3 separate regions of the Homo sapiens genome follow, and all the other regions are linked to region 2. Evidence: chromatin loops called from intact Hi-C (ENCODE). Cell type or tissue: natural killer cell. All regions are shown on one strand. Each heading gives the region's core, and the rest is flanking DNA. Links, peaks and the distances in the headings are about the cores only.

Evidence for each region. Peaks named below come from ENCODE experiments on the same cell type or tissue, not always from the same donor. Only the 100,000 strongest peaks of a DNase experiment are listed, where the experiment ranks them.
Region 1: a loop joins it to region 2, with 2.2 times the contacts of the local background. A loop is called at or near these places in 16 of 110 quality-filtered maps.
Region 3: it touches region 2 in a loop (8-fold over the local background); 2 of 110 quality-filtered maps call a loop at or near these places.

Annotation. Positions count from the first base shown.
Region 1 is chr11:128,336,533-128,347,493 of GRCh38, reverse strand. No RefSeq gene overlaps it. Among named protein-coding and RNA genes, the nearest start is that of LINC02098, 130 kb to the right of the region's middle. In natural killer cell, for the core only: no CTCF peak of the experiment used is centred there; DNase peaks (open chromatin) are centred at 4,453, 5,503, 5,633, 5,993 and 1 weaker place; H3K27ac peaks cover 2,757 bases.
Region 2 is chr11:128,417,335-128,428,295 of GRCh38, reverse strand. All of the region lies in intron 1 of LOC124902789 (a long non-coding RNA gene), which reads right to left. Among named protein-coding and RNA genes, the nearest start is that of MIR6090, 100 kb to the left of the region's middle. RefSeq lists enhancers at 3,168-3,462, 5,469-5,969. In natural killer cell, for the core only: no CTCF peak of the experiment used is centred there; a DNase peak (open chromatin) is centred at 5,495; H3K27ac peaks cover 1,508 bases.
Region 3 is chr11:128,618,903-128,629,863 of GRCh38, reverse strand. It overlaps LOC105369568 (a long non-coding RNA gene), which reads left to right and starts at 7,618. Exons shown (of 7, transcript XR_001748441.1): 1 at 7,618-8,159; 2 at 8,878-8,982; 3 at 9,090-9,160. RefSeq lists enhancers at 1,381-1,590, 6,954-8,153, a silencer at 5,424-5,473 and a cis regulatory region at 4,815-5,701. In natural killer cell, for the core only: no CTCF peak of the experiment used is centred there; DNase peaks (open chromatin) are centred at 4,883, 5,323 and 6,830; H3K27ac peaks cover 2,867 bases.

The sequences.
Region 1 (10,961 bases), core at 2,873-7,872, 80 kb after region 2:
TGAGATAGGCTGGGCGCAGTGGCTCACGCCTGTAATCCCAGCACTTTGGGAGGCCAGGGCGGCGGATCACGAGGTCAGGAGATCGAGACCATCCTGGCTAACATGGTGAAATCCCGTCTCTACTAAAAATACAAAATTTAGAAAGGCGTGGTGGCGGGCGCCTGTAGTCCCAGCTACTCGGGAGGCTGAGGCAGGAGAATGGCGTGAACCCGGGAGGCGGAGCTTGCAGTGAGCCGAGATTGTGCCACTGCACTCCAGCCTGGGCAACAGAGTGAGACTCTGTCTCAAAAAAAAAAAAAAGAATCCTGAGATAACAACATAACAACAGGGTTTGCCTCTGCCTCAGAGAAACCCTGGGCCTATAAGGCTGAAACTTCTATGCCAATGAAAGCTGCTGAATTTCTAAAAGCATCAGTTCTTCTTGGCAGGTTGGCTGCAAAGTTACGGCTCCCTGACTCACTCCTCTCAATTGACTACTTATCAGAGCACATGTGGGTGTGGACATGTGATCATTTGTACTATGACTGGAAGTAGAATATGAATCAGTCCGGTAAGGTAATGCTCTTTCATGTCATTGGCGGTTCCCTACTATAAGTTGGAAACAATCCAACACTGGATTTCAGCCTAGCTCTGGGGTACTTAACTATGGAGGAAACCTACACTATACTGTGTGTGTTTCTTACATCTTCCAGCCTGGAAGAACAATGGGAAAATTTAAGTTACTCTTTACTTTGGGTAGAATAACTGGTTGTTAGCTCAAACAAGATTCTGTGACTTGATTGTGGGGACCTTTACCCCAAATTGTGGATTGAACCTGGGTCTTGAATGCAAAGTGCATTCAAGAAAGAGTTTCTTGAGTGAAATTCACGAAAGAATTTCAAACATCTTTGTGGAAAAACAGATACAGTTTCATTTATTCATATGCATGGGTATCCTTCATGGAAACATGCCTTAAATTAAAAATACAGAAACAATGATTCTTGATCATATAATTGTAATAGCACCATAAATATATATAAAATATCCCTCTCAGGGGCAAAATTCCCCTTTGATATTACTAGTCTTGACAAGATAGATATGTATGTGTTTGTTTTTAGAGCAGACTTTAAACGTGGGAGTGTTGATTAATGAGATTGATTATATATGAGGGAAAGGGAATAGGGGCAAGATATTTCAGGCCGACTCCATGCTTCTGACTTGTGGAGTCATTTACATCTAGCAGAGAGGAGGAGGAGTGTGTTTGTAGAAGTGTGGACGCGGACATGCTGGTTAGCGTTTTACTTACTAAATGCACAGACTGGAGATGGATTACCGAAATGCTCCTTTCCCCCTCTCCATATGCATTTTACAAAAAGACGACAATACCAATTTCTACTTTAACCTTTTAATCTAGTTTTAAAAATGGTTCTTATTACTATCTCTAACCCTTTAAATCTAGTGCCTTACTGAAGCTGAGGATGATGAAGTGATGGTCTTTTGTTTCCTCATGCTCTGAGCTCCCAGGCTATGGAAGCTGTAGATTTTATGTCCCACCACAGTCCCTCCAGTGCTGGGTGATCTTAGTTAAGGCTTTGATCTTACTTTGGGTCTGAAAAATAAGACCAAAAAAATGAATCTAAGTTTGAGTGTTAGGTCCCAAGAAATAGCTAATTTCAACATTTCCCCTGACATATAAGGCTAAGGTGAGGAAATTTCATCATATACTACCTGGGGAGATGGGAAATATAAAGACGATGGCAGAAAGGGTAAAAAGATGAAATAAAATAATGAATTAAATTCTTTTTTTTAAATTTTAAAGTTTGAAAAGTTTGATTTGAGAATTAGGTGAAGGTACAAGCCAATGTCTTTGATAGGGACCAGAAAGAGATCAAAAGAACCAGTGTGTGGTAAATAACTTTTGATGAGAAGAAACAAATTCAGGTATCTGTGGTAACACTCTGTTTGTCTCCTTGTTTATCTCCTCAACCATCCTTCAATCTACACAGAACCACCAGAGAAAAACCACTGCAGAGTCATCATGTTGCCCCAAATATCTCTTAGAGGGTTGACCTGAAAATTCGAGTGGAAATTATTCTACCGCTCAGCGTGTGCTTTTGGCCACTGTTGAATATTGACCCATCTCAAGTGTACACACATCATGTCCATCATCCTTGATTTGGGGAAAGCTGGCTGGAGCCCTAACTCAGAATTCACCCTCTTCAATCTGTCAACCAGGCTGAGCAATTCTTAAAAACAACTTCTGTTTATAAGAAGTTGATAAAAGGGACTTATTTTTTTAATATTAAATGCAACATTTAATAATTACTTTGCAGTTTAGAACAGTGTCTAAAATTCTTCTGTGGAGTTTGAAAAGATGTTTCTAGGGCTGAAGGTGAAACTTCTGCCCGCATTTTGCGGATGGGATGTGGAGATGGGAAACACAAGTCCACTCTTCTGAAAGGCTTGACATTTTAGAGCTGAAAGTTACCAATGGCTTAGAGAAGAAATTTAGTTTAATTTGTCCACTACTATGATTTTCAGGGTAGAAGTTAAAGTTTCCGCAGCTGTCCAGACTAATTTTCTAGTTTATCCTGAATCTACAAGGCTTCATTTTTTCCACAAATAACTATTTATTGTAAGCCTATTGTGTAGCCTATGGCCTTGAATATAAATCAGGGATATGTGACACCTTCAGGGAACTTCCAGCCTGTATTATTTTTCATTCTATAATTTAAAAAATTCTGCAATTACTGTTTTATGTCAATTCCATCTCCATCTACCATTATAATGGCCACTATTGTGTGGATGATGCTTAAATTTCTTTCAGCACATTGGAACTCTCTCCTAAGCTATAGTCAAAGATGTTCAGTTCTCTGCTTTGTAAGTATGTACATACTTACATGGAGCTCAAAGTCAAACTCTCTGGTACTATTCACATAAACTACACCATCCTCATAATTCTTCTCTTTCTTAATAGAACAATATTCCTCCAGCCCCCTAGTTACGCACAATTCCCCTCCATGGGCTTTCATATACAGAAGGCCAACACGTCCTTTCATTGAACTTTCCCTGCGGGTTCCCCAGCAGCTCTACTCTATACCACTGCCATCTCATTCTGGTTTAACTTGCCATTATCTCTTGCCTGTTCTGTGATAGTCACCCAACTCATCCTCTGTTTCTTCTCTCCCTTCTAACTTAGTCACGATGTACACTGCAGATTAATCTTCCCAAAGCACAATTTCATTGCATCATTCTTTTGTTCAAATACCTTCATGGACTCCCCTTGGTCTACAAATAAACCTAAACTCAGTAATCTTCATTTTTTGGCCATAACCTGCCAGTCTTGTTCTTATCACTCATGGTGCTACTCATGCATATGTCATAATTACCAATCTAGAAAATTGCTGTCTATAAACATGCATTCTGCTGGGCTACGCTTGAACGTGCTTCTGTGAGCAATGCTTTCTATTTTGGTTTTATTTCCCTCAAGTTCTGGTTTTCAGTGTCAGGTTCTTCGTGAAATCCTATGATAGATCTCCTGTGACCACCAAGACTTATGTTGTGAGTATCAGCTGTCCTCATAGTATTGCTATTTGGAAATGTATCATATACGTTTAAGCTTGTAAGGACCTTGAGTTCATGTCTGAGGTTGCTTTGTATCCATTCTCATTTTTCATACAGTGTCTAGACAAGTAGCTTCCCAGAATATTTGGTGAATTAACAAATAAAAGGAAGAATGAATGAATTAATTAATGGGAGATACTAAGTGAAGTATAATAAGATAAGTGAGTCTGAAGTCAGAATTTCTGAGTTCAAACCTAGACTTTGCCTCATAGTAGCTGTGTGGCTTTAGGCATGTTGCTGAACCTTTCTGTTTCTTGTATCATCACCCATAAAATGAGGATAGTACAAGTACTTATCTCATGGGGTTGTGGTGGGTTGTAATTGTATTAATCCATGTACAGTGCCTAACAAAAAAGATGATAAAAACACGATGCTTGGCACAGAGTGGACACTCGGTAAGCATTAGTGGTCACTATTACTGTTGTTATTTCAAATATGAAAGGGGAATTCCAAACTGGAGTTACTGTAAGAATCTTCCTGAGAAGACAGGGCAGGAGCTTGGGTCATGAATGATGGAGCAGAGGTAAGGACATATTATGTACTGTTTTCTCAGATCTCCCCAGAGTCAGTCATCAAAATCATGCTGTCTGTTGCCAGCCATACAGATGGTACTTCTTTTCAATCTCTAAGTCCTTTTATTAACTAGAACAACAGCAATGTTTTAGATTCCTGTGCTACAGGGCATTTTTTTCTTCCCTGTGGCTGGCCCATGTGTTTAGGGAGGGCCGTGAAGGCTGAGTTCAGGGCTGCCTCTTGTTTCCCCCTGGCCTCCTGCTGCCAAAGTCTCTGCTCTCAGCCTTGTCAGGCTTAGCCCAGGAAACATCTGCAAGGGCACTTCACGGTGACGCATTCTCAGGATGAGACAGCCAGGCCTCAGAGCAGCCTGCTGGGCCCATCTCCTCCAGAACATGTGTGGGGAGGCTGAGGAAAGAGAACTTGGGGCTGGGCTTGTCACCTGGGGCACAGAGGGCTCAGATGACGTGATCCTATTGTCTAAAGGACAGCAGTCTGTTGTTTTTGTTCTTTTTAGTAAAATAAATAAAGCCTCCCATTTCTATGATAATGCATGAGCCACCAGAGCATGGCTTGATGGTCCCACCTGGACTCAATGCCTGGGCTGTCATGGAGGGTTATGGAGCAAGTGGGTGACTAATTATTTGCACAGCTCTGGCCTAATGAATAGCTTTGGATAGAGAACTTCCTGGAGTCAGCTGGGGAGTACTCCACCCATGCAGCTTGATTACAGAAGCTATTTTGAAGTGCATTTTTGTTACTCCCAGAGGCGAAGGCCACTTGATGGGCCAGATTGCCCTCGTAAGCCAAGCATGGCTCATTCTCATTGCACCTGAACATTCGGCACGTCCTGCACACAGGAGAGGGTGTCTGAGTGCTGCCCTCAAAGTGTGGGCTTCCTGCACCTATCCTGTCTCCGGCTTCTCTTCCAACTTTTGTTATTTCTGGGGAGAATGACTTCAGCTTGGGTTGCAGGCGAGGAAAGATTTTGAAATGTTTCTGTGTTGAGGAGTAGGTCCTCTCTCTGTCTTTACCTTCCCGTGTGCAGAAACTGCAGAGGACATGTGTTGCCCTTCCGGTGGCCTGGGAAGCTACTGGTTTTCCTTTTAGGACACGAAGGGTAGACTAAAGCTATGTTTTCTGCGATGTTTTACTTTAGTCGTGCTCATGCACTGTGCCAAAGATACTGAAGTGTACTTCCTAAAGAGGAGAAATAAAAGTGCTGGGGGCGGGGAGTTTGATGGGTTGGTCGATAGGTGATCCGTGATTGAGCATTACAAAAATGAGGCCTGAGCTGCTGGTGCTTAAAGTTATTTCTAAATGCTTGCCGAGGCGCCTAACTTCGCTTTCTTCTCAGTGCAGATCTCCTTTCACTGAGGTCCTGTGCGGGGAGCTTGTTTCTTTGATATGGAAATGTGCACATTGATTCCTGCTGGAGGACCCAGGAGCCTCTGGGACCCCGCAGCTCAGGAGGCAGTTTTGGGTTGAAAGTTGGGGAGCGGAATTCATCTGGTCTCTGTTTCCACTTCCTTCCTCCACGCTGCTGTCTGAAGTTTGTTTCTCTTCTGGCTTTCTCTTTCCTATCTCAGATTCTTTCCAGTGCTTAGGGAAATCTCTTTCCACTTTTCCGAAAGCAAAATAAATGAAGCCACGATAGAGGCTGCCCTGCTCCTCAAAATACCTATGGGGGTAAGACGTAGAAATCCTAAAGCTGAAGTGTGATTTGGGAGATGGGTACGCTATGCCCTGCCCACGAATAATTCAGAGTAATAGGTAGATTCTGCCTATTTTCTGAGTGGCTTTTAGATTCACTAAAAGGTGACATTGGATGAGGTTTCAGGCAACGGAGCCAAGACAGGAAACTCAACCAAGATGATCACCAGGGACACGCCCCTGCATTTCCTCAGAGTAAGAGAGATCATACATCTGACTTGAGGCTTTTAAGCAAGGAGACTAAAGGTTGTTTGGCACAGTACAGTATTCATTTTAAGAGACTACAGACATAATCCAACTGTGAGATTCTAATCCTTTCTACGGCTTTTCCTTGGAAACAAACTGTAGGCAAGTCGTTATAGCCATGGTGCCCCTACGGTCAGCATGTTTTTCGATGCCTTCACAAAATATGAGACTAGAAAAAAGAATGACTGGGCCCAAAATGTAAAAATAAAGCTGTAAATAAAAATTAATACATATTTAACTTATTAATAATTTTGTCAGAGACTGTAGCAATTCAACACAGATTATTTTTCCCCCTATTTTACTGAGGTATGATCGACAAATAAAATTTGAGTATATTTATCATGTACAACATGATGTTCTGATAGATGTATACATTGTGAAATGATTACCACAAACAAGTTAACTGATCCATAACCTCATAGTTATCTTTTGTGTATGTGTGCAGTGAGAATAGTTAAGATCTACTGTTTAAAAATATTTCAAGGCCAGGTGTGGTGGCTCACGCCTGTAATCCCAGCACTTTGGGAGGCCGAGGCAGGCAGATCATGAGGTCAAGAGATCAAGACCATCCTGGCCAACATGGTGAAACCCCGTCTGTACTAAAAACACAAAAATTAGTTGGGCATGGTGGCGCGTGCCTGTAGTCCCAGCCTCTTGGGAGGCTGAGGCAGGAGAATCGCTTGAACCCGGGAGGCAGAGATTGCAGTGAGCCAAGATCATGCCACTGCACTCCAGCCTGGGAGATAGCAAGACTCTGTCTCAAAAAAAAAAAAAAAAATCAATTATATCATATAGTATTGTTATAGTCACCATGCTGTACATTAAGTCTCTAGAACCTATTCTCGTAACGGAGAGTTTGTACCCTTTGACCACATCTCTCCTTTTCTCTTTCCCCCAGCCCCTGACAACCACTATTCTAATTCTACTTTCTGTTTCTATGAATATGACTTTTTTAAAGTCCACATATAAGTAAGATCATACAGTATTTGTCTTTCTCTTATCATATAGAATTTGTCTGTGTCATTACACATATTGTTCTTAGCATAATGCCCTCAAGTTTTATTCATGTAGTTGCAAATGTCAGGATTTCGTTTTTATAGCCGAATAATATTCCTTTGTATACATATGCCACAATTTGTTTATACATTCATCCACCAAAGACCACTTGGGTTGTTCCCATGTCTTGGCTATTATGAATAATCCTGCAGTAAACTTAGAAGCACAGACATCTCTTTGAGATACTGATTTTGTTTCCTTTAGATATATACCTAGAAGAGGGATTGCTGGGTCATAGCGTAGTTCTATATTTAATTTTTTGAGAAACCACCAGACTGTTTTCCACGGTGACTGTACTCATTTACATTCCCACCAACAGTGAACAAAAGTTCTCTTTTTCTCCACATCCCCACCAACACTTGTTATCTCGGGTTTTTGATAATAGTCATCCTAACAGGTATGAGATGATATCTCATTGCCGTTTTCATTTGTATTTCCCTAAAGATTAGTAAAGCTGAGTACCTGTTTATGTAGTTATCTGTTAGCCATTTCAAGAGACTATCTGTAAGCCACATCTATTCAAAATATAGGTACATTACACGTACGTCATATGTGTAATATGTCATATGTGTAATGTATTATGATGTGTAGTCTCCAAAAGTTAGAATGTTAAGCTACAAGAAGCTTTATAAAATGGTCTTGCTGCTTGTCTAACTTATAAGCCCTCATTTTAGAATCTCGTATGGCAGAGGAATAGAATGACATAATGGTTAAAAACTCAAGTCCTAGATTCAGACACAGATTTTGATTCAGAATCTTTATATGACCTGGGACAAGTTCATTACCTCTCAGATCTTTTTCTCACCAATAAAGTAGGAATAAAAATAATTATATCCATATCATAGATTTTTTTGAGAACAAAAGTCACTTGTTACAGCATCTGACCCCGAGAAAGCACTCGGTGAATTTTAGATTATAATTATTGCTCTTCTTTTTTATCAAACATTATTCATCCCACAAAATTGTTCTTAGTATTCTTCACACCTGGCTCTAACAGATTTAGACTGTCTCTATAAATCAAATTTATATTTGAAGGACTAAAAATGAAGCACTAGAAAAGATATCTGGGACAATGTGCTTCAGGCTTTGGGGGCAATTTTAAAAGATTAGGTTTAGAACTCTTTTATGTAATATGAACACAATTCAACCAAATACAGAATGGACCTCCTTAAGAGGAAAACTCTTATGTAGCTGGTTTATTCTGGCATTTCTGGTTTGGAAAACAAAACTCTGTATAAGAAATAAGCTACATTTCTGTATGCATGGAAGTGCCATTTGGAATGACAGATATTTCTAGAGTCTAAACATCTTCCTTAAGTTTCTCAGGCCTCAATGTTTTCTCACACTGTCTTACACATATCTTGGCCTTCCCACATTCTTCTTGGATTGATTGCCATTCTCTGCCTGACTCAGTAACAGGCTGGGTGCAGTGGCTTACGCTTGTAATCCCAGCACTTTGGGAGACCGAGGCAGGCGGATAACCTGAGGTCAGGAGTTTGACACCAGCCTGACCAACATGGAGCAAGCCTGTCTCTACTAAAAATACAAAATTAGCTGGGTGTGGTGGTGCATGCCTGTAATCCCATCTACTCGGGAGGCTGAGGCAGGAGAATTGCTTGAACCAGGGAGGTGGAGGTTGTGGTGAGCCAAGATCGCGCCATTACACTCCAGCCTGGGCAACAACAGCGAAACCCCGTCTCAAAAAAAAAAAAAAAAAAAAAAAAAGTAACAGTAACAAACAGAGATGTCTTTTGATATTTCCTGCCATATTTCATGTAATGCCGCATCTGGCAGGCAGCTATTCAGTACAGTATTAACTATCTTAAGGGCACCTATCCTGCTTTTCTCTATGTTTCTGTTTATTTGGTTGATTTCCCACTTTTTTATGAACAAATTAAAGGGAAAGGCTCTATATTTACCTCCATGCTTAGAGATCAAGCGCCAAGAACAGAGTAAATGTTCATTAGTGAATGAGTGAATAAATGAGTTAACGAAAATTCTAAGACTTATAGCAAATTATAAACTTACTCAGCTAGCTGACCCACAGCCAATAATAGCTGATTAAACAGCACACTGTGAAGAGTCTGCCGTTAGGATCATCCAGACTCTTATCTCCCCAGCTCCTCTGCACCTTCTTCCCACCGCATCTGAGCCCAAGTTGTTCTTCTATCCTAAAGTCCATGTGGGCTAGATCATAGACTGAGGATTCAGTTCTGGGCTCAAATCTTGGCTCTTTCTCTTACTTTCCATATAATTGTGGGCAAGTAACATAATGAGATGATCAGTTTCTAGGATTTATCCATCCTTGAAATTGTCTTATGTATTTAACTCCCCCTATTAGAGTGTAAGCTGCTCAAGGTCAGGGACTCTGTCAGGCTTATCAGCCACTGTGTCTACATTGCCCAGAACAGTGTCTGGAAACTAGCATCTGCTCATTCATACTTGTTGTCATAAAAGTGATGAGTTTAGTATCTGGTATGATCAGGCACTTTACAAATGGAAGCCCTCATCTGGACTGCTCCATAGCCTCCTGACCATCAGCCTCACCTCCCTTCAATTTGCTTTTCATTTGAGAAGCAGAGTATTTCTTCATTGCAAGCCTAATTCTGTCATTCTTTTTATGCTAGTCTTTAATGGCTCTGCAGTACCTTCAACATCAAGGCCATGCTCTTGCAAATATGGCCTTTTGTGATTTGAGCTCTACACACAGAGCCATGGTTACCTCCCGTTCCAGTTATGCTGCATGACTCTCTGAACAGCCTAAGGCTCCTGTGTCCTCTTCTCTTTGCTGTTGTCTGTCTGCTATGCCTGCTCAATTCTTAGTCTACTCCCCAGAGTGTGTCATCATTCAAAATTTGGCTCCGATAGTATCTCCTCTGCAAAGACATTCTTGATGTTCTCCTCATCCATCCCAAGCAAGCTTAATCTCTTTGTGCACATCTCTATTTTATGGATGTGTGTGTGTGTGTGTGTGTGTGTGTGTGTGTGTGTATTTTTTGATATATTCTTACATCAGGCTGTACTGTTTTTACTATATCTATTACCCCTACCAAACTGTAGGCACCAATATAACTATTGCACAGATGAATTATCCTGCTAACTATTTAGTGGCTGGCATAAAATATGAATAAGTGTAGACTGAACCTTCATATATGTCTTTGTTGATTGAATGAATGAATGAATGAATATGCTTATACATCAGAAACTGGTACCTACCTAGTTTGAGTTGGATGGTGTTTGCTTGATTACACAAGTCTGTGCACATTTATAGGCTATTTGGTGATGCTGCTGTCTTTTTTGGCATGTTTCTTTACTATTCTTAGTATTTTTCTCTGTGGCTGTATGACTTTAGCTTTACATGGAGTAGGTTAGAGTGATGGATGGAGAAGAAGCTGGTCTCTAGGGCTGGCGATTGCAGTGTACCATCTCTCCCCCTGCCTGCAAGTAAGGATATGTCTGTGGGGTGGGGAGCTCCTTCCTGGCATTTCCCTTTTTGAAGCTAATCTGAGAAATAGGGACATCCTCACCTCTGTAGCTCATACTCCCAACCTGCTCTTTTTACCCTGGGGAGGTCTCTCACAGTCATGGTGGCAAAATGTAGTGAAGGGGTCACTGAGATGGACAGGACAGTGGGGTGCAAGTTTCAGGAAGCTGCTTGAGCCCTTTAGGGCACTGTCTCCTCATTTATAAAAGGGGTTTGTCTGGCCCCTTCTAGCTCTGACATTCTAGAGTTACATGACTACGATGGTGCTGATAAGATGATCATGTAGTGGCGGGAGCTTGGGGGAGAGTCAATGGTGAGTCCAGATCCTCCAGGCAAGGCCCTGCCC
Region 2 (10,961 bases), core at 3,397-8,396:
TGAACGATGAGAACACATGGACACAGGGAGGGGAACATCACACACCAGGCCTGTCGGGGGGTGAGGGGAAAGGGGAGCAAGAGCATTAGGCCAAATATCTAATGCACGTGGGGCTTCAAACCTAGAGGATGGGTTAATAGGTGCAGCAAACCACCATGATACATGTATACCTGTGTAACAAACCTGCACGTACGGCACATGTATCCCAGAACTTAAAAAAAAAAAAGCAAACAAACAAAAAACCATAGTAGTATGTTTTTAAATAATAATATACGTTAATTGTTATTACTTAATAACATAAGCAGCTAATATTTACTAGATACCACATTAAATACTTTAATAAAACATATATATACATATGGTGCCTACTGTGTGCAAGACACTGTTCTAGAAACTGAAAGAAACAAGATTTTTGCTCTCCTGGGACCTACTTACTCCTGGGAGAGACAGACAAAAAAATCACAAAAATAATTAAGATAATTTTAGACATTAATGAATATTGCAGAGCAAATTGGCTGGGTTTGGTGGCTCACACCTGTAATCCCAGCACTTTGGGAGGCCCAGGCAGGTGGATCATTTGAGGTCAGGAGTTTGAGACCAGCCTGGCCAACATAGTAAAACCCTGGCTCTACTAAAAATACAAAAAATTATCTCGGTGTGATGGTGGGTGCCTGTAATCCCAGCTACTCGAGAGGCTGAGGCAGGAGAATTGCTTGAACTGGGGAAGTGGAGCTTGCAGTGAGGAAATGGAGATCGTGCCACTGCACGCCAACCTGGACAAGAGAGCGAGACTCTGTCTCAAATAATAAGCACTTATTTAATAAATGGTGCTGGGAAAACTGGCTAGCCATATGTAGAAAGATGAAACTGGATCCCTTCCTTACACCTGATACAAACATTAATTCAAGATGGATTAAAGACTTAAATGTTAGACCTAAAACCATAAAAACCCTAGAAGAAAACCTAGGCAATACCATTCAGGACATAGGCACGGGCAAGGACTTCATGACTAATACAAAAAGCAATGATGACAAAAGCCAAAATAGACAAATGGGATCTAATTAAACTAAAGCACTTCTGCACAGCAAAAGAAACTACCATCAGAGTGAACAGGCAATCTACAGAATGGGAGAAAATTTTGCAGTCTACTCATCTGACAAAGGGCTAATATCCAGAATCTACAATGAACTCAAACAAATTTACAAGAAAAAAACGAACAACCCCATCAAAAAGTGGGCGAAGGATATGAACAGATGCTTCTCAAAAGAAGACATTTATGCAGCCAACAGACACAAGAAAAAATGCTCACCATCACTGGTCATCAGAGAAATGCAAATCAAAACCACAATGAGATACCATCTCATGCCAGTTAGAATGGCGATCATTAAAAAGTCAGGAAACAACAGACGCTTGAGAGGATGTAGAGAAATAGGAACGCTTTTATGCTGTTGGTGGGAGTGTAAATTATTTCAACCATTGTGGAAGACAGTGTGGCAATTCCTCAAGGATCTAGAACTAGAAATACCATTTGACCCAGTGATCCCAAAGATCATAAATCATGCTACTATAAAGACACATGCACATGTATGTTTATTGCAGCACTGTTCACAATAGCAAAGACTTGGAACCAACCCAAATGTCCATCAATGATAGACGGAATTAAGAAAATGTGGCACATATACACCATAGAATACTATGCAGCCATAAAAAATGATGAGTTCATGTCCTTTGCAGGGACATGGATGAAGCTGGAAACCATCAATCTCAGCAAACTATCACAAGGACAGAAAACCAAACACCGCATGTTCTCACTCACAGGTAGGAACTCAACAATGAGAACGCTTGGACACAGGGTGGGGAACATCACACACTGGGGCCTGTCGTGGGGTGGTGAGCTGGGGGAGGGATAGCATTAGGAGAAATACCTAATGTAAATGACGAGTTCATGGGTGCAGCAAACCAATATGGCACATGTATACATATGTAAGAAACCTGCATGTTGTGCACATGTACCCTAGAACTTAAAGTATAATAAAAAAGAAAGAAAGGAAAAAAGAATACTACACAGAAAATGGGCTAGAGAGTCCCGGGGTGGGGAACACAGCAGCTTTAGATTCATGGTTCCCTGCTGAGGAGGTGACTTGTGCTGAGACAGAAGACTTGACAATAGGGGGTGGGGGTCTCCCTGAGAAGAGAAGAGCAGGCTGACACTCCTGCACAGAGCACACTGGAAGGCAGAGAGAGGGCCTGGCAGGGTGGGTGGTCAGAGCAGATCCACCAGTGGACCAGGGCATGAGTTGAGTTTTTGTTTTTGTTTGTTTGTTTGTTTGTTTTTGAGACGGAGTCTTGCTCTGTCGCCCAGGCTGGAGTGCAATGGCGTGATCTCAGTTCACTGCAACCTCTGCCTCCTGAGTTCAAGCGATTCTCCTGCCTCAGCCTCCTGAGTAGCTGAGACTACAGGCGTGCGCCACCACTCCTGGCTAATTTTTTGTATTTTTAGTAGAGACAGAGTTTCACCATGTTAGCTAGGATGGCCTTGATCTCCTGACCTTGTGATCTGCCCGCCCTGGCCTTTCAAAGTGCTGGGATTACAGGCATGAGCCACCCCGCCCAGCCATGAGTTGAGTTTTATGGGCCGCCAGCGGGTGTGGCTTGTGGACCATGGTTAGGATCTTATTCCTGGTGGTGGGAAACTGTTGGAGGGTTTCAATGGGGCAGCAACATGATCAGATTCATTTTTTGGCAAGAGTGAACACAGAAAGATCTGTTAGGAGGATTCCACCTACATGATCTCAATGGATGATCATAACCCTGCAAGGGCTGACGTGTCTTACATTGGGACACTGAGGCTTTAGGGATCCCGAGTGGCTTTTGTAAAGCCACACTGCTGTTGAGTCGTGGAACCCAGATTAGAACCCAGGTGGCTAGGGTTCCAGAACCTGCTTTCATAACCTTCAGCATAGCGTTTCTCCCATCAAAAGCTTGTGTAAGCCACTGCCAGCATTGCTGTTAATTGTGGCTCACCAAGGCTTGGAGAGAGCTGGATGAGAGGGGAGCAGAGTCCAGCGTGGGTGGGGCTGGACTGGCAGTGGCAGAGGAGAGGCAGCTGCTGTTCACATCAGGGTCTGGATGGCCTTGTCGCCGCAGGAGGCTGCGCTGCTCCACCCTCCCAAGCGTTTCCCAGCTCCGTCACAGGGTCTCCGTTCCCACCACAGTGTGTCCCAGCAGTTCCATTTGTATTTGTACCCAGAGAGCTCCACTGAGGCCTGTGGTCACAGAGTGACTCCCTTCCATGTTCTGCCACAGGTTGCAAGCCATAGGGTGAAGGTCACACAGTTTTGTTTGGCCATAACAGCTGCCTCCATGGCAACAGCGTGTGATATCACTGGAAAAGCCATTTGTGGGACTCCAAGCTGGAAGGAAAAGGCAGAGTTGGAGAGAGCTGTAGCGGGAGACAGAGAAAGGGCAGGGTCTCTCCGGATGCTCCAAGGTGCTGGACGCACAGGTCCCTTTCTGTAGTCCTTGTCATGTAAGATCTTTTCATTTAGGCTAAGCAAATCCAGATGTTCTTCAAATAATTCAGGCATATTTGGCCCAAGCATAAACTTGTCTTCATTTTTCATCCAATCTGACAAACGTTTGCAATCGCCTCACTCTGTGAGTTCCAGGACACCTTCGGGCTGGAAGGGGTTAATGAGAACAAGCCCTCCCTGGTGGCTTCCCTTCCCCCTGGTGCTGCCCCTCGGCCCCTCCCAGGCCAGCAGGATTTGCTGTCCAAAGGCCCTCAAAAGACATCCAAGCAGTCTTTTCTTAGAAACAGGAAACTGTCTTCGGCCAAGTACAAATGAAGTGAAGCACCCAGAAACCTGAGGACCGCTCCAAACTGAGGCCTGGAGGCAGACAGGGAGGGCCCAACTCCTGGCAGGGCCTCCAGGACTCAGGCTCTCATGAATGAGACTGAGCTCAGCTGCAGCCTCAGCCATTCTTCGTTGCACTCAACCCATTATGTAGTGACGGTAACAAATTCATTGAATGACCTTCGGCATATATATATATATGTGTGTGTGTCTATATATATATATGTATATATATGTATATATATATGTGTGTCTATATATATATAGACACACACAGTATTTACACAATATTAGTTATTTGTTACTTTTTATAACCTCATCACCATTTCATTGGACAGACACTAATCACTAGCAGGATTGGAAATGTCACTGACATGCTGCTTAGGAAGTGATTTGAATAGAGGAGAATGGAATAAAATGGAGATCGTGTTTCTTTCTAAACACAGGAGGAATAGTGATGGGGAGACACAGTACAAAGGTGGGTAATTGGTATATCTTTTGTGCTAAGCTGCTTCACAATTCTGTAAACTATCTTTTAGAGGGCTAAATAAATATCTTCCAATTTCCTTGAGGACTGGGACCACATCTGTTCACTGTGGACTCCCTAGCACCTAGCTTGGTGCCTGGAATTGGTAGCTACTCAATAAATAGGTTTTTGGATGGATAAATGAATAAACAAACAAATAAATCAATGAACTTAATTCTTGATTTCTCAAGATCATAAAAAGATAATATTGAATTGGGGAATGTTACTTGCCAGATATTCGGGAAAGGGAATAGAGGAGAGAAAGACAGTTGGTATGCTGGTGGAAAATCACTTTCTCCCACGATGTTAGGAGAAGGAATGTTAGACTTGAAAGCAGAAAAGCCTGTGTTAAATCCTGTGATTGAGTAGCTGTGTGACCTCAGACAAACTGTTCAACCTCTCTGAGCCTACATTTCTTCGTCTCTCAAGCAAGACTTTCCAATGCCTACAGACATTATCTTGGGATTAAGAGAAACCAGGATGGAAGAGAGTATGATAGAGCGTCTAGCACACAGTGCTCCTGTGCTTTTGATAAGCTGGCATTTCAGCAGGCTTGGCTCTGGGGCTCAACCTCTTAAATGCACGCTGTCATTTATTTTCCCACGGATGGAGCTCACCATCTGTTTTCCCAATCAGCCCGAGTCCTCCTCCCCTCTTAGTGTTCTTCTTATAGGCCAGGAAGTCCCTCCAGTCCCAGGTATGCTGCTTCTCGTGGGCAGGTGTCGGGTCCAGCCTTCCCTGCATGGGGGCTGTGGCTGTCAATACCATCAGCTTGAGTGAGCTTCTCATAACAGCTTGAGAATGCACCTTCCTGTGTTTGGAGCTGTGGAGCATTGACCACTGATGAGACTTTTTGTGTGCTTTTACCTAAATTTGGGCCTGGGGATAAGCATTAGTTACTGTGCTGGGCTCACCCATCTTTTATGAGCAACAATTCATGCAGAAGGGAGAGCAGACACCACTGCTGAGCCCTCCTGTGGCTCTGCGCCCTTCTCTCCCCGTCCCTGCCACCACCTACACAGGGCGCCTGGGTGACAGCTCCTCTGTGGCAGCCCCTCCCCCTCCCATGGCACTGGGCTTTCCGACAAGCCTGCCAGCTGAGGGAGTGGTTTCTGTGGTAGGGGCTGCCTCCACTCATTTTCCATTAGGGTCACCAGGCAACCACCAGACAGTGACAACGCCTGATGCAAACTCTGCTGCACCTAGCGACGAGCTCTGTATCCCATTACGAGGCCTGGGCTGGCTACAGGGCTGGCTGTGCCAAGCTGCGCGTCTTGCTTGACAGGGCGGATGGGAGACCTGAAGCCATACTGTCCTCAGGGCTTGTGTGCCTGCCAATCTGGGACCAAGGGAGTGAAGTTGTGTTGGGTGGGTCAGGTTGATGCAGCAAGGTTTAAAATCAGATGTGGATCCAAATGAGGCATTCTCCTTTGTCCCATACCACGTGGGACATTTCTCTATTAGGATATTACCCAGGAAATTAACTGCTAAGTTTCTTAAAAAAATCCAAATTCTCATTTTTACATGGTGAGTTACAGTGTTCAAAGCAGACTTATTCCCATGTTTGAGATTTATCCTCCATCTAGCTGTTTGAGGTAAGTATGGTAAGTGACATTGTCTCTTTTTTAGATATGGAAAACTGAGGCTCAAGAGCAACTGACTAGCCAATGTTATATCAGTGAGTAATTAACTGACAAAGACCAATCTTAGGCATCCTTCTATAGCAAACTGTGGTGTAATCTATCCTTCTTTCCCAAGGATCCCACTCTCCCTTGAAATACTAGTTAATTAATCCAGGTATTTACTTATTCATTAATTCCAAATGCCTACAGAGTGCCTACTGCATGCCAGCTACTATTAAAGAGGTGAATAAACCACCGTGCCCTCGTGGCACTTAAATTCTTCGGAGAGACAGACAAGTACATGTGAAACTTCAGGTGGAGATAAAGACACTGGGGAATGGTGAAGCAGGGCAGGAGGCTGGGGAGAGCCTTTGTGCATATGTGTTGGGCTGGAGGAGAGCCTCTGCTGAATACGGGGTGACTACAGCAAGGCTGTTACTAAGCTGCCATTCCATCAGAGCCTGGAAGAAGTGAGGGAGAGGGCCTCCTGCCTGCTCTTGGGCATGTGCGGTATGACATCATGGATTAGTATTCACACAATGGCTGTGTAAGGCAGGAGTCATTGCCCCAGCGCCAGATAAGAAACAGAGACAGTAGCTTTTTTGGAATCCCACAACTGTAAGCAGGGGAGAGAGGGTCCAGACCCAGGTCTTTCTTCAAAACTCTGCTTGTAACCACCACCAATTTCAGGCAGAGGTGCCTGGGGAGATAACTTGGAAAAGAGCTCTTACCAGCATCGCTCATAAAACACTTTGTATCTACCAATAGCACCTAGGTGACTTCAACAAGGGACATTCTAGCAAGGGTCTGTTTTTATTATCTGACTTCCTTTTAATTTTGTTTATGTTTCACATCAGGCAGAGGACCAGAGCTCAGGGATCTCAGTCAACATCAAGTGTGTTCTGGCGAGAAAGACTGAAATCCTGCTAATAACATTTCTTCAAATCTCTCTTTAGTCAGGAACTATGCTAAGTACTTTATATGTAGTAAGTAGCACTCTGTGTCTCATCTAAGATTCAACTCAACTTTTACATCACCAGTGAGATCTTGGCCAATTGTCCTAAGCAATAGGCAAGAGAAATTTTAAGTGGCCAGAGCTGACGTGTAGGAGATATGGGGCAAGAGCTGGGGGCGTTTTTGTGGTGGCTTGGCTGGGGTCACGTATGTGTCTAATCTCCCTAAGTGAAGTAAACTGAGATTGGCTCTACTTGAAACCTTTTTTCTCTGGAATTAAACTATAGGGTTATAAGAAGCAACTCACGGGCTAAGAATGAGGGGAACTCCCTGACATACTTAGAGTTTCATTTGTAAATTTCCACTGTTTTGATTGTTAAAATGGTATGCTTATTATCAAAAAGGCAAAAAAGAAAAAAGTAAAAGCATTTCTAATTCTACCACTCAAAGACCCTCACCACTCTGATTCATTAGTGTTCTGCCTTTGTTCTAGGCCATATTTTAAGTATGTAATTTGGTCAAAACAGTTCATTACGTATGATGGCCTTTCTTGAGAACGGAGCTCTCCCTCTGTTCCCACAAGGCTGTACGCACACATGGAAACAGCTCAGGTTCAGGCTCCGATGGCCCTCCTTGCTTCTAAGGTGTTTCACCTTTAGTCGCTGGGGAGTTTTTAGGGAAAGCCAGGCCACGACTGGGTTCTGCAGTCTCCGGAAGGATTTTAGTTGACCCCCAGTCCTGGCACAGCCCAAGGGCATCAGCCTCTGCTACTGAGCTACACATATCCCCTGACAGCAACTCCCCCTAGCCCTCCCTAGACTGCGAATTTGTGAGCAGACAGCAGGATTCATGGCTGTCTGGCTTCTCCCTGTCCTCCCCCAGATGAGTGGAAGCCAGATGTCAGAGCACCAGGCAGACCTGAGGAGGATGGATGACAAGCCGAGATGAAATGGACAGTATCTGGTCCCACCTTGGGCTTTGGCTTAATTGCAACCACATGAGCACAGTCAGAGCTACAGGGTATAGTTGGGATTAGAATAGAGATTCATTTTGGGATGAGAGCTTTTCTGCATGAGATACTGTACTGCCTCAGACATCATCCTTTTAACAACAATCACAGTAGTTAACGTTTATGGAGTGCCTATCATTTGCCTGGCATGATGATAACTGCTCTATGAGCATTAATGCATTAGTTTTTATAATGCACTGCTAAGGTAGGTATTATTGCTATCTCCGTTTTGGGAAAGAAGGCTCTGTGGCACAAAGGGATGAAAGAATGTACTGAGGTTTCCCCAGCAAGTACAGCTAGTGGGTGCTGGAGCTGTGATTTGAAACAAGGCAGTCTTCCTGTGGATCCTAAATCTCTCCCTTGGAGTTTAATTTTATTTATTCATTCATTCACTAAGTAACTACACTCATTCAAGCTACTGTCGTCTTTCACCTGGATAACAAGTAATAACAACTTCCTAAGTTGTGCCTTTCTTTTACACAGAGAGTTTCAACCTTGGTTGCACATTGGTATCACTGGAGAAAATTTAAATAACTAATCATCTCCCTCTCCTGCTTAAAACATTTCTTCAGATAAAGGATGAAAATCGCAACAAGGCCCACACTACATGGCTCTGCAACATCTGACCCTTTCCTTCTTACCAGCCTCATTTTGTACAACTCACCCCTCACTCTCAGCATGCTGCCGCTCTGGCTTTCTTAGCCTTCTGGACGACTGCATGCTATTTCTTGCCTCAGGGCCTTGACATGCTGACCACAGTTCTCTTCAGCTAACTGTTTGGTTGACTCCTATCCCTTCTTTACGCCTTAACTTGGTGCTGCTGATTACAACAATGGCCACCCCTTCCTGTGTCTACACTCTTACCCTCTTTAAAATGTGACTTTGCAGCTCCTTCCATGGCCGAGGGGTGAAGTCTCTTTTCCTACCCTGTGAATCTGGGCTGGCCTTGTGACTTGCCTTGGTCAATGAAATGCTGCAGAGTGGTGACTGTGCCAATTCTGAGTCTCAGAAGGCTTTGCAGGCCTGGGCTTACTCTCTTTGAACCCCACCATTACCCAGAAAGCCCAGGCTAGTCTGCTGGAGGATCCTGACTGAGGCTGTCCCAGACCAGCCAACTCCCAGCTGACCATAAACTCATAAGGAAGCACAGCTGAGATTAGAGCTGGGGTTGGATCAGCAGAACCTCTTAATTGATCCACAGACTTGTAAATGATAATTAAATCGTTGTTATTTTAAGCCACTTTGAGGTCTACTTACTATGAAGCAATAGATACCTGATACACTTAAATATCGCTTTCTATTTCTCTTCCAGCCTAGGCCTCATTTCTTCATTCATACCCGAAAAGGACATCTTGTACTTATTAATTGTGGCATTTAGGATAATTCTATAGAAGCTAAAAATTGGTAACTGATGCTTTTTTTCTTCCTGATTAAAGTTTAAGCTCCATAAGATTAATATCCATATCTGATTTGCTCACTGCAATATTTTTATCATCTAGCACTGTGTTTTGTACATAGTAAGTGCAAAATAAATATTTTTTATAAAATGAAAGCAAGAATGAATGAATGGATTCACTAAACACTTATAAAATACCTTCTATATATTGGGTACTGTCTAAGATTCTAAAGATATAAGAATAAATAGGGCATAGTCCTTGCTCTTAAGTTGTTCTCAGTTTAAAAGCTGAGACATGAATATATAAACAAAAATTATAAACCAAGTTGATAAGTGTAATTGAGGTTGTATTTAGTGTTTATGGAAGCAGGATAGACTAGGGTTTGAACACATCTGGAGAAAAGGTTTTTCTGGAAAATCCGTTACGGAGGAAATATTTGAGATGATAGTCCCACATCTGATGGGTGTATTGCAATGGGTATTCAAATACCAAAAGTGGTACTTCCACTGGTAACATGATTTTTCACAATGATAAATGAAGCTTGTTAAATTTCCATATGAGACAAAACGTAATCTTTCTTTGATTTACATAACAGTTGCAAAAATTCAAACTGTACAAAATCATGTATTTAAACTGTACAAAAACTAGATCCTAGGTGTTTATATGTAAATGGCATTAAGTGTTAGGCTCAGATAAGTTTAAATAGTTTTCATCCACATAAATGTATGGAGGGACATTTGAAGACCAGTTAGAATGTGGGGCAATTTTTCACTGCATGAGAATGCCTTACACGTTGCAGGACATCTAGCATCCCTAGCTATTTCACAATAAGTGACAGTGGCATCCCCTCTCGATATTGGGACAACTCAAAATTTTCTTCAAATTTCTAAAGCTCTTTTTACCAAGGTGGTGTCACATGTGCATAGAACTACTGATTTTAAAAAAGTTGCTTTGACTAATTAACATTACTGCTTTATGCAACTGCATTATTTGAAGGAACTTATGCTGTCTGCACAAATGTTCTAACGCTTACAAATTACTTTGGCATTATTGCCAAAAGATGATTCAACAGAGTTTCTTGACAGGGAAGGAAAGAATCTAAATACTCCCTTTCTATTTCTGGAAGCACGTAACCTTGAAATCTAAGCTGCTCACAAGAAGGATGTAGTTCAGAAGCTCAGCAAGCCCACATTTCCTCAGGACTGGAAACAACCAACTACAAATCTGTTTCATGGTTCTAGGCAACAGCAGCACAAAAACACATGAAACGTATTCTGAATAGAGCACATCCTCATTAACTTTTACTAATGGAGCTAGTCTGGATTAGTGAGAAGTCGTTGTTGTTATATATTTATAACATAACATAAGTAATTAAATAATTATTTAATAAATTATTTTAAAGGGTATATAACACATGAGCAAACATATGAACCCTTACATTATGTGAAATCACTGTGCTAGTTGCTTTGAGGGTATAAAGATGCCTAACAAATGTTTCTGATCCTCAAAGAACTGAACATCTCAATTTGGAGATAGGATATAATTATGCAAAATTAACAACACCAACTGCAAATGCCTAAGATACAGACAGTAAGG
Region 3 (10,961 bases), core at 3,090-8,089, 200 kb before region 2:
CTCTTGGAGAATTGTCAAAGCCCTATGATGACCCTTTGTCCACAAATGGTGTACAGTCTGATCATTCTTTGTCTCTCTCTCTCCTCTCAGGCATACATTAAGTGTGGGAGAGAGCTATCCTGCTCAAAAGAGAGTGCTCCCCATTCTGACACATCTGGAAATCATCTGGCAAATGTCTTCTGACCGTCTCTGAGTGAAAAAGCCTTCGAGTGCATCAGCCCATTTCAGCTCCACAACTTTCTCTTGTGATCATCCCTGTTTTACAGGATATGGAGGGGTAAGGTGACTTCAGTGTCACCTAGCTCCTGGAGTCGCTATGTCGAGGTTCTGGCTCTTTTGATTTAAGTCCAGGAGTCTATAAATGACCAGATCTTCCACTTTTGCTGAGCAGAACCTGAGGCTGAAGCTAAAATTCACACAGCTTCATCCTTCATTGGCTGTCTCTCCTCACCTTTGCAGGGCTTCCTGGGGCTGTCCTGATAAGAGAACCTTTGCTATGATCCCCTCAAATCCCTCCCTTTGGCAAAATGATTAGGGCCTATCTGATGGAATGTGAGGTACACTCAGAAGTCCCCTCCAATCTCCCGCAGGGTCCCCGATTTTGATCTTAGCCTTCCTGGCTTCATGCTCACCACTACCTGCTGCAGCCCTGGCCAGAATCCTTCCATTCTGTAGAATGCAAACACCTTCAGAAGGGGATGGCTACTTTCATCCCTAAGGTCTTACTGTGATCTGGTTTAGAACTCTTTTCTTTGCGGAAGGGGGAAAACTAGGAGTAGGAAGCAAAAGGAGAAGGGTCAGGAAGTGCTAAGGGGAAGGGATGGGGTGCTGCCTTTCCATGTGGCTGACGGCCGAACTTGGTTCTGGGTGCATGGGTTCTGAAAGCACCCTCGATGACACAAAGTGTGTTTAAATACAGGGTGTCCTGATGTGGGATGCAAAACAACACCCACCCTCTCCCCCGGCCTACCCTCATAAGCCGAATATTAATTTTACACTCCACAAACACTTTGATGGCATCAATGCGGTATAACAGTACATTCTGTTTTCTGCCATGCAGTGTGGGTGATCACTCAGTGCTCTTCGGTAGTGATGAAAGAATCAGACTCCACTGCAGAAAACACCTCATTCTATTCTCAGAAGGTCAGTCATGAGAAATGGAGCTTTCTTTAAAACAGGCTTACAGAAAACAAAAACACGAACTTTTTAGCTTATTAACGAAAAAGCTCTCCATCTGCTTTTTTTTTTGTTGTTGTTAATAAACAGATATAGTTAATAGTTTACGGATTTTAGCTGTGGTTTTTCCTTTTTCGTTTGTTTGTGAAATGTTTTTGCTTTTCAGTTTTAAGAAGAAATTTCACACCTCCCTCTGAATTTCTCATGACTTTGACTGCTGAGCTAAACTTGCCATTCTTGTACCCCGTGCTGTGCTGATAAGAGAATCTTTGCTCTGTAACCCTCAAACACAAATATCTCCCAAATGTGGAGACATTTCAGGATCTCTCCACAAATACAATCTTTAAGACTTACACTTTGGCAAATCTTCAAGCCCCAAACACCTTGCCACTCCATCAGTGGCCCTAATTCAGAGTGTATACCTCTCTGAAGGCCACCGGGGTGTGATCACGTGGGAGACATCTGAGCAATCTCCAGGGTCACTGGGCAACCCCAGACACACACAACCTGCCCAGAGGGGCCTGGTGTATTTCTTTCTCAGGCGGCAGCTGGATTCTAACTTACTGCAAACAGGTCACATTCAGTGACTTGACGCACAGATGGGACATGGCAATGTCAAGCAGCACTCTTTCTTCATCGCTGTCCCTATTTCTTCCCTCAGTGTTTCAGCCAGGGTGGTCCTGATAAGAACTCTGTGGGCAACCAAGTTCAGCTCCTGAGCTCATTTAGGGTAGATGTGGAAGGAGCTAGGTGAGGAAGGAGGAGAGCAGGCTCTGGAAGGGCGTGGCAGCCTCCCTGTCATTCTTTCTCTCTCCTCCCCTTTTCCTCCCTACTGTCCTTACATGAACGGTTTTCCTGGGTTTATCCTCTTCTCCTATAGGTGATAAAATCTCCCCCACCTCTCACAACACCTCCAATAAGGACAAAGGAGGGCTGGCATGCTCCTTCTGGTGGTCATTTGTTGCAGGACACCAGTATAGACTGTCACCCAAGTAGCAAGAAGAGAGGGGTCTCTTTTGATTTCTGGGGCGAGCCTGGCACTGATCTGGCTGGCTTACATGACTCAGCCAGGCTCAAGCTCCCCCGTGTCCCATGGCGGGAGGGTGTTTGCAGCTGTGAGTAGGTCCAGTCACAGTGACCCCAGCAGCGCCAGGTCAGGGTGGGCGGTGGGGCAGCGGGCGGGGGCGGGGGGCCTGGCAAGCCCCAGTTTCTGCTGTTGCATCTGCTGGATTCAAGCCTTGGCAACCAACTCCACCCGCTTAACAACAATTCATGGCATCTCATTACTCTTTCCTTTTCACTTTAGTTAGTAACTGGGTTCAGCCCAGGAAACTCTGGCTTCCAATCCTTGAGTGTTTTGACTTGGGGACCGTAAACTGTCTGATTTCTTGGACAAACATAATCTTGAGGAACTTTTCTCTTTACACAATGGCTAGGCTCTGTGAATGTCATGGCTCCCCATTCAGGCCTTGGTAGATTTTTTTCCCCCTTCCTACAGACGTCAAACTACTTAAAATAAATATTCCCTTTGGTTTTCGGGGCTCTTTCCTTTGGATTACTCACCTTTATCTTGGATTGGACGGCAGCTGGAAGGCAGAGATAGGGTTCATGGTGACTCTTGCACAGAGGCGGAGGAATCGCCTAGGCCAGGGAACCCAACCTAGGATTTAGTTTTTAGTGATTCTGGGGCTCACCTTTGACGTTGAAGATTTCACTGTTTTTGCCATATGGTGCCATTTATCCATGTGTGACTTTCCTATTTGGAGTGACTGCTAATCGTCTCCTTGCTCCAACTTCCCCTCCTCTGTGTCCCCTACCCAGCCACCATAGTTCTTTCCAAAGCAAATATGGTCATGTCTCCCCACCTCCTGCTACTGGGAACCTCTGAGGCCTCAGAGATAAAGTCTCATTTCTCAGTCAGGCAAACCGAGCCCTTCATGGTATGGCCCCTCTTACCTTCCCAGTCTCTTTCCCGCACACTTCCCTAGGCGGCCCCTGCTTCAGCCCCCCTCCAAACGCAGGGTGTTGGCTTATGATGTGTGAGTCCTTCTGCCTAACATTTCTCTTCCTTCCTTGTCAGAGTCCAACTTATCCATAAAGACCCATTTCAGATGGTACTGTGTGAGGCCTTCCTATACAGAAAGCGTCCCTCCATCCTTCCTCTGTGTAATATATATATTAGCAATCACTGCATTATGTTGTGGTTAACAACTTTCCAGCCATCCAAATAGCAGCTAGCTTACTTACTGTTACAATTATTATTTTAGTGCAAATAGACTAATTACCTTAATTCTTTTTCTTCTCCTTTTTTGTCCTCCCTTTTCTCATTCGTTTTGGTGGCTAGTATTATTTTTGCAAGCTTTGCTGAACCTGGTATTGTGCCTGGCATTCTAGAAAAAAAAAAACAGTTTTACATGCTGACTTTTGCCCTATCAAATATCTGCAATGCCTAGATGCAGACCAGGCATTTTGTGTCTGCTGCTATCTCATTTAAATAACACACACACTCTGTGAGCTAGATGTTTCGTTTTTTTAATTTTCACATGAGAAAAACCAAGGCTTAGCGAGTTTAAATACATTTTTCAAGGTTAGCAGTGGCATAATTTAGACTCAGGTCTCTCTGATCCCAGATCCTGTGCTGGGTTGGACTACCCCACAGAACTGCACAGGGAGTCTGTGTGTGGGAGCCGGGCCAGAAGGACTGTGCCCCAGCAGCATACTGTGAGGGTTGACCTTTCTGTGCCTTCATGCTCTGTTTGTGGGATGGAAATGGAAACCTTAACTTACAGTCCTTGGGATGGTTGCTAAGGGCAACAGGTTTGTATGAAAGCACCTGCAATTGTTAGACAGAACAAAAAAGTAAGATGACTGGGTCTTTTCCACCCTTCTCCAGTCTTATTCCTATCCCACCCTCAAATTTATAGTGCTTTCCTAGTCAGAGAGATTCACCCCTGGAGAAAGTCAGCTGCAGTTAGATTGATTGCTAGGTAAAAACCAAGGGTTTCATATCTCTAAATGGGGTGCAAGAGCAAGTGGGTCTGGTGGACTTAGGTGTGGGAATGTCAGAAACCGCGTGGAGACCAGGTCACACTGAGTGTAGGTTGGGGAAAGCTTGTAAACAGAGCGTCCGAGGAAAAGAGAAGTTGGTGGGGGAGGAACGTGACTGCCAGGCAGCATTCTCTGGGCTGAGGCAAGCCAAGGTCCAGGCACAGGGGTGTTGAGTGAGCACCCTAAGTGTCGGGATCCTGGTGACAGGCGCATTCTCTGTAACACCCAGCATCACCGAGTGTGGGCCCTCCTGCCCTCTGGGATCCTGTCCTTTATTCCTTTCTTTTCATCCAGACCTAGGATCCACTGGAATTGATCTGTCAGTGCGTGTTTATTAAAGCATCTACTGGGTACAGGACACCGAGAAGATACAGAATTGTAAAACTCTGATCGTGGGCCTTATTCATAAGAAGCTTGGCTGGAAAAACGTAGATAATAGATTCCTACATTGACTCACTCTTTTAGCCATTATTTATTGGATGCTTTCTTGTGTTTCAAGGTAAAATGGAGGAACACCAGTGAACAAACAACACGCTGGGGTGTGGTAGTTGTTGCTATTCAGAAAAAGAACACCTGCGGGGGGGAAAAGGGTGAGTGGAGGAGGGGATCTGTGAGCTGTTTGATGTAGAGTGGTTGCCGAGCCGGGGGCACCCCTGATGCAAAGTCAGAGCCAAGCTCACAACTTTATTGCTGCCCATGGTGGTGGCAACCTCACTCTCGTTATTGAAACAGGACACGTGGTCTAATTGCTGGCTTTTATTGACTGAGGTATTTGAAACTTGGTCTTACTTAAAAAATTCAGTGTGGGTTGTTGCCCTACTGAGCTGATTGTGCACCTTAGTTCTATGGTCCCTGCAATGAGCTGCTGCCCTCTGTGAGTTCCCTTCTGGTGATTAAATGGGGGGAGTAAGTGCAAGAAGGCCGGCAACAGGCAGTAGCAGCTAGTATGTCTTCCTGATTCTCAGTCACCTTCTTTTAGCACTGTTTTTTGGTTTCCTGCTGAAAAAAGACAACTGAAGCCAGTCACCCTGCAAGTTCACCGGTGCCTGTCACCTCTCTCTCAGGCCCGGGAGCCCCGCCCCTGCATTGGCATCCCCCCACCCCACCCCCCAACCCCGCTGCCCGCTCTCCTAGGCACGCGGCCTGCCTGGTTGTGAAACTTCTTGTTTGGGGAGTAATCCTATCTCGCCCTATCTGCCCCAGTTATGCTGAAGTCAAGCGAGGACTGTTTTGTCAAAGCCGACCGGTGCCCAGAACCCATCTCTGAGTTGCTACCCACCTCTTCTCTTCAAAAACAGGAAGTCACCTCAGGCCAGAGTAAATCAGTCCTAATACCCTGGGGTGTGCATTTTGTTAGAGCTCAGAAGGTTGGTTTAAAACTTGGCAAGTTAGATCCCTGGATGGCCTGGGCATGTTCTTTTTGTTTTCTCCCAAGCTTCTTGATTTCTCCTTCGCCCTGACCTTTACTCTTTGATTCAGAGTCAAGCTTCTTGGGTAGACCTTCAAGAAAGGTCAATGGTGGGTTTAGAGCCCCTCCCAGGGATTTGAGGAGCCCATACTGCAGGTAGACAGTTGACTTTGGGGGTTGGAATAAAGGATAAGGCCCCAGATTCTGGACTCCTTTTTTTTTAAATCTTATTTGGTTTTTATGTTAGTTTTATGTTAGCTGACACTACTGCCTCACAACTAAAGTGATACATTTATTTATTTTATTTATTAATTATTATATAATGTAGAACAGTCTAGTTTTATTGCTTTTAAGTGATAAAGAGCCTGTCTTTGCTCCCCCCCAACCTTTTTTTCTTTTCTTTTTTTGGGACATACATTAAGTTGTGAATCAGATGTTAAGCGATGTGGAGACGGAAGGAAAATTGATGACTTCATAATATTTTTACAACTTTACAACGAATATAAATCTGAGTCTGTTGCATGTACCAGGGTCTAACAAGGGCAGAAAACAAAGGCAAACTCAGGTTTATGAACGCTACCCCTACACACAGAGGTGCTGGGGGACGGGGGATAAATCCTTAAATGCAGAAGACCAGCTCAATACATGTGGGCATTTTAGGGTTAACACTGCAGGTAATAGGTTGTGGAAAGCAGGAATGTGGGATGTAAGTTTTGACACAGGTCTCCTTAGCACAGCTGGGGCAATGATGGCCACAAACACAAGAAAAGACAGCGGCTTAAGTCAATGGTGGGCGTGGTACCCTCCGAACTCTCAGGAGTCAATCACAAGGGGCAGGGTGACATCCACCCATCACTTTCCTAATTCCTAAATTCTGCACTTCTAAAGACAATTCAAGGAAGCAAACAATATCTTGGTTTCTAGAAAAGATGTCTGGGTTCTAGGGGACAGAGTTCATAGAATGTGAACATTGATGCCACTACAAAAACAAGTTTAAAAAAAAAAAAGTAAAAACAACCACCTAACCTAAGCAACAGCAAAACTGCAAGGAGCTTTTGGAACAAACGGCTGTGCCCTCAGCCTCAAACTACATACTCAGGCCTCAAGGTGACCTCTCTGATTACGGAGGCATCACCTTTTCACTACAAAGTGACACATTTATGTATTTCATCATCAAGAAGGAAAATACCAGTTTTGCTTTTTAGGAGGCATGCTTTTAGCTTTATCCTAAGCTGCTATTATCATTTGGGGATAGATCAAGACACAGACACAAGAACTCAAGTGGCTGGTGATCAGGGCCACCCGAAGGGAGTGTGTCCAGGGAGTCACCTCTACAGCATCGCTGACTGTGTTCACGTCCACACAAGAACATTCTTCATAAGACCCCAGCTGGACCTGTGCTCACCTGTGGGTCGGGCGATGCCGCCCAGCACAGATATCTGATGCCTGGAGCTCTTCCCCTCCTGGTCTGGTGTCTTGGCTGCATTGCCTCCCTCTTCCTCTCTTCTTCTAATCGTCATCCATTCTGATCTCTCCCTCTTTTAAATCTGAATTCCTTCCTGTTTGGAAATAAGAAACCTTTAGGGCTGATAGACTTAGTGAATAATGAATAAGTGTGTTTCCTTACTCCATCATTGATGAGATATCCCTACCACCCTGCCCTGCCATGTGATTGTCAGCTGCTGAAGAATGTTAAAACCTAGAAAGGAATCCAAGGGTGAAATCAGTTGCTGGGGAGGGGAAGGTGGAGTTTCAGCTAAGACCCAAGGCTTGCAAGACAGGAGTGTTGTGGGAGGGACTCGTGCTGAGTGACCTCTGAATCTGGCCACCTACGAGTCCACGCTTCTCCCTCCTCAGCTTCCTCTCGGAAGTGCCTTGGGGACCGAACTTCCTGCTCCAAGCTCTTTGCTGTCCGTTCATCTGCCCCAAGAACATCCCTGGAACTCCCAGCGTGTGGCTTCTTGGAAACACACGTGTGGCATTTCCTCAAGGCAAAAGCTCTGTATTTCCCCAGGCTCCGACACGTGTCATGGCCAGAAGGAGGGATGCTGGGTTGGGTCCTGGAGCTCCCTCTGCGAGAGAAGTTAAGAAAGTTTACAGCTTTGTCTTGAGACATTTGCTGAAGTCATGTTTCAAGAGGCAAATCACATCTGCTGCAACATGAACCGACCACCAGGCAGTAAGATGCACAGGTTCTCAGGCTCTGAGACCCTATGGGAAATTGCCTATAGGGCCCCACAGCCTGGGAAACTGGCCTAGAGGTTTTATGAAGTGACTAATATCCTACAGGGAACAGCCGGGTCCCAGGACTTGCATCATGGTCAGCAGACCGGCCCCTCTCTGAGCAACACCCTTGGGATTATTCACGTCCATCTGGAAGAAACTAGTCTCTGAGTTTGATTCAGGACTTCTTTCTCTTTCCCACCTCTTACCCCAGCCATGTAATTTGCACATCGTTTTATATTTTCTATTGGGAAATCACAAAGCATCTAAAAGGCAAGCAGTGGTTCTCAAGCTGCAGCCAAAGGTATGTGTGTGGGGCCAGGGGAGGGGGAAGCGCATTGCTGTTGAGAAAAGGGAGGGAGGGAGAGAGATTGACAGAGAGAGAGAGGACATGGGAGAAGGGGCCAGGAAGCTGGGTCTTTCCGGTTTGACACTGTAATCTTACACTTGATGATCCTGTCGCATTGGATACTACATGACAAAATTCAAATGAATTTACTTTTAAAAATTTGGATGATAGAATTGGGTGAAATCTTGCCACAGACACAAAATGTTTTTTTCTCCATTTGGGAGCATTGGCTGGCAGAGATGTTTTATGTCTAGATATTTCACAGGCTTAGCCAAGCATGGGGTCCTGCTTGGTGACTGTTTTCCGTAGCGTGAAGGATCTCCAAATCCCTCATCATTCTGAGCTCCCCAAACACTGAATTTTACCCTGCCAGCCGGGGCACCTGGCAAGTGGGTAATTGTCTAAGATTTGGTTATTCTTTCTTCTGCAATGGGGGCAGGTAACGATTGGGGCTAGAAGAGGCCCAGGAAGAAAGAGAGAGTTGGAGTGGATATACCTGGGATTTGATGACACCAAAATGATTTTAAATCCGGATTTCTTGGCCATACCACTTCATTAACAATTTGAGATCCAGTTTCTTCCTGTGAAAAATGTCAGTGTTTCTGAGTGTCTAGTATGTTGCATTGCATGTGGTAATTGTTCAATAAATACAGCCATTATTATGATTTACTAGGATCAGCTTGTTTTACTCAAGTGAAACCAGAACCCAGGCTGGAGCCTCGCAGAGAGGAGGGATTTGGAAAATACTCCTTGAGTGGAATTCAGTGATTTGTTTAAGGTGACAAGCCTAGAACCCAAGTCTCTGGCCCCCAATACAGGACTCTTTAGAAACAGTTTCACCTTGCTCATTCTCTGAACTGGTTTGCTCTCTGTTTTCAATAACAGAAACACCAGAGGCTTTCGCACAATCCCTTTTTCCTGAAGCCAACTCTGCTGAGGATGTGATGTGGATACGGGTAAGTTAGCTCAAGTTGCTGCCCCAGAACAGCTGGCTTCTCTGACTGAAGCCCGCTGGGTTGGAGCAGCTGGAGGCTGAGCTGGAGGTGGAGGAGAAGAAGGAAAAACGTCCATCCAGAAGAGGAACTGTCAGATAAAGCTCTCTCCCCTGTAGGCCTGGCGAGAGGTTGATAAGCCATCTTCAGAGATGTGCAGGGAGTGTCTGCCTCTGTTTCCGTGCAAAATCATGACTCAGGAATATTGTTCACATCCTCAGGATAGCACAGGGGCTAAAAATAAATCAGAAATGCCACCCAAAAAGACCTGATGAGGGGGCAGTGGCGGTGGGAAGCTTCAGAGAGTCTAAAGCAAGGAGCCCAGATGGACGGGTGCCTGTGCAGGTGGGAGAAGGAAGAGAGAAAGAAGCAAAGAAGACAAGGAGGCTGGCTGTGTGCTGGACCAGGGGCACATAGAAAGGGAGGGAGAGATGGAGTCAGACAGAATCTGATACAGGAGAGGCAGTGCAGGAAGGACAGTCCTGAGCAGGAGATGGTGTCTGTGGCACCGTGGAGCTGGCATTTGAAATGGCAAAACAGGGTGGGTGCTTAGCGGGAGCCTCCCCACCGCTCAGCCCTGCACCGCCTCTGTCCTTCTGGGTGATGCCATATGTGTCTTTAGTTATCAGCTCCATGCTGGTGACCCCAGATCTTCATCTCTGACCCTGATCTCTGCCCCAGGGTTGGTCCATGATCTTCAGCTGCTCTAACAGGGACTTTCCAGCCTTGTTCTGGGAAGTCCTCGAGATCTGAGTGTGAGGGTGGGGGGCTGAGGGCTAGGGCTCATAGTGCCTCTACTTTCAAACCAGGGCAGCTCCCTTTAATTTATTTTGTATATTGGGTTTCCTCAAAAGTGACCCCTTCCCCATCTGTTTTCCTGGCCTCCCCCAGCCCTGCCTGCCCTTCTGCAGAGACTGCCCCTGCCTTCACCCAGTCACTCAGACCCAGGAGCCAGCTTTCCACCGACACTCCCAGTCCATGCTACTGCTCAGAAATGCTCGGACTTGGCATTTTCTCCCCTGCCTGCGGTGCACCCCTCAGTCCCATCCTGCCCAGCCTAGGCTGCTGCGGCCCCTGACTTGCCTCCCTCCCCTCTTTCCCTTCCGGGCTGTCCACCACTGTTGGATTAATCTCTCCCCCACCTACACTGTTTTGCCGCTCACCTTTCAAAATCCTCCACTGGTGCTCTTTGGCCTCTCATGGACGTCCCCTGACAAGAACTCAAAGGCCCTCCTTGCCCGGTGCCCTGCATGTCCGACCCATCTCCCTGACCAGCTGCCCCCTATACAATCCGGGTGCACCCTCCCTCAGGTTTGCTTTTCTTTCCCCACCCAGGAATACCCTCCACCTCATTTACCCATCCTTTGGTCGTCTTCAACTCCAGCCTTTTCTACTTCCTTCTCCAAGACTCCCCTACTTATTTGAGCTCATTCCTTTTCCTGAACACTTGCCATCTTTGCAGTCTGGGATGCAGAGCTAAAATTGGCTGTACGCAGCCTAACTCAATGGTGAGTGCAGAGCCTGGACTTGCTCTCTGCATCCCCTGATGCTACAAATGCTGCTCCCAGCACCCAGCTGGGTCCTCCGGCTCTGTTTCCATGGTGCCCACCTTCCTTCACTCCCCACCTTTCCTAAGGCACAGTGGGCCTCCTCTGCCCGACTCATTTTGTTCCTGAGTCACTGCACGTCTTAGGTGGTTTCACGTACGCAGGCCTCAACTTTACATGTATGCAGGCCTATTGCTTTCGGTCACTCTCAGCTTCCA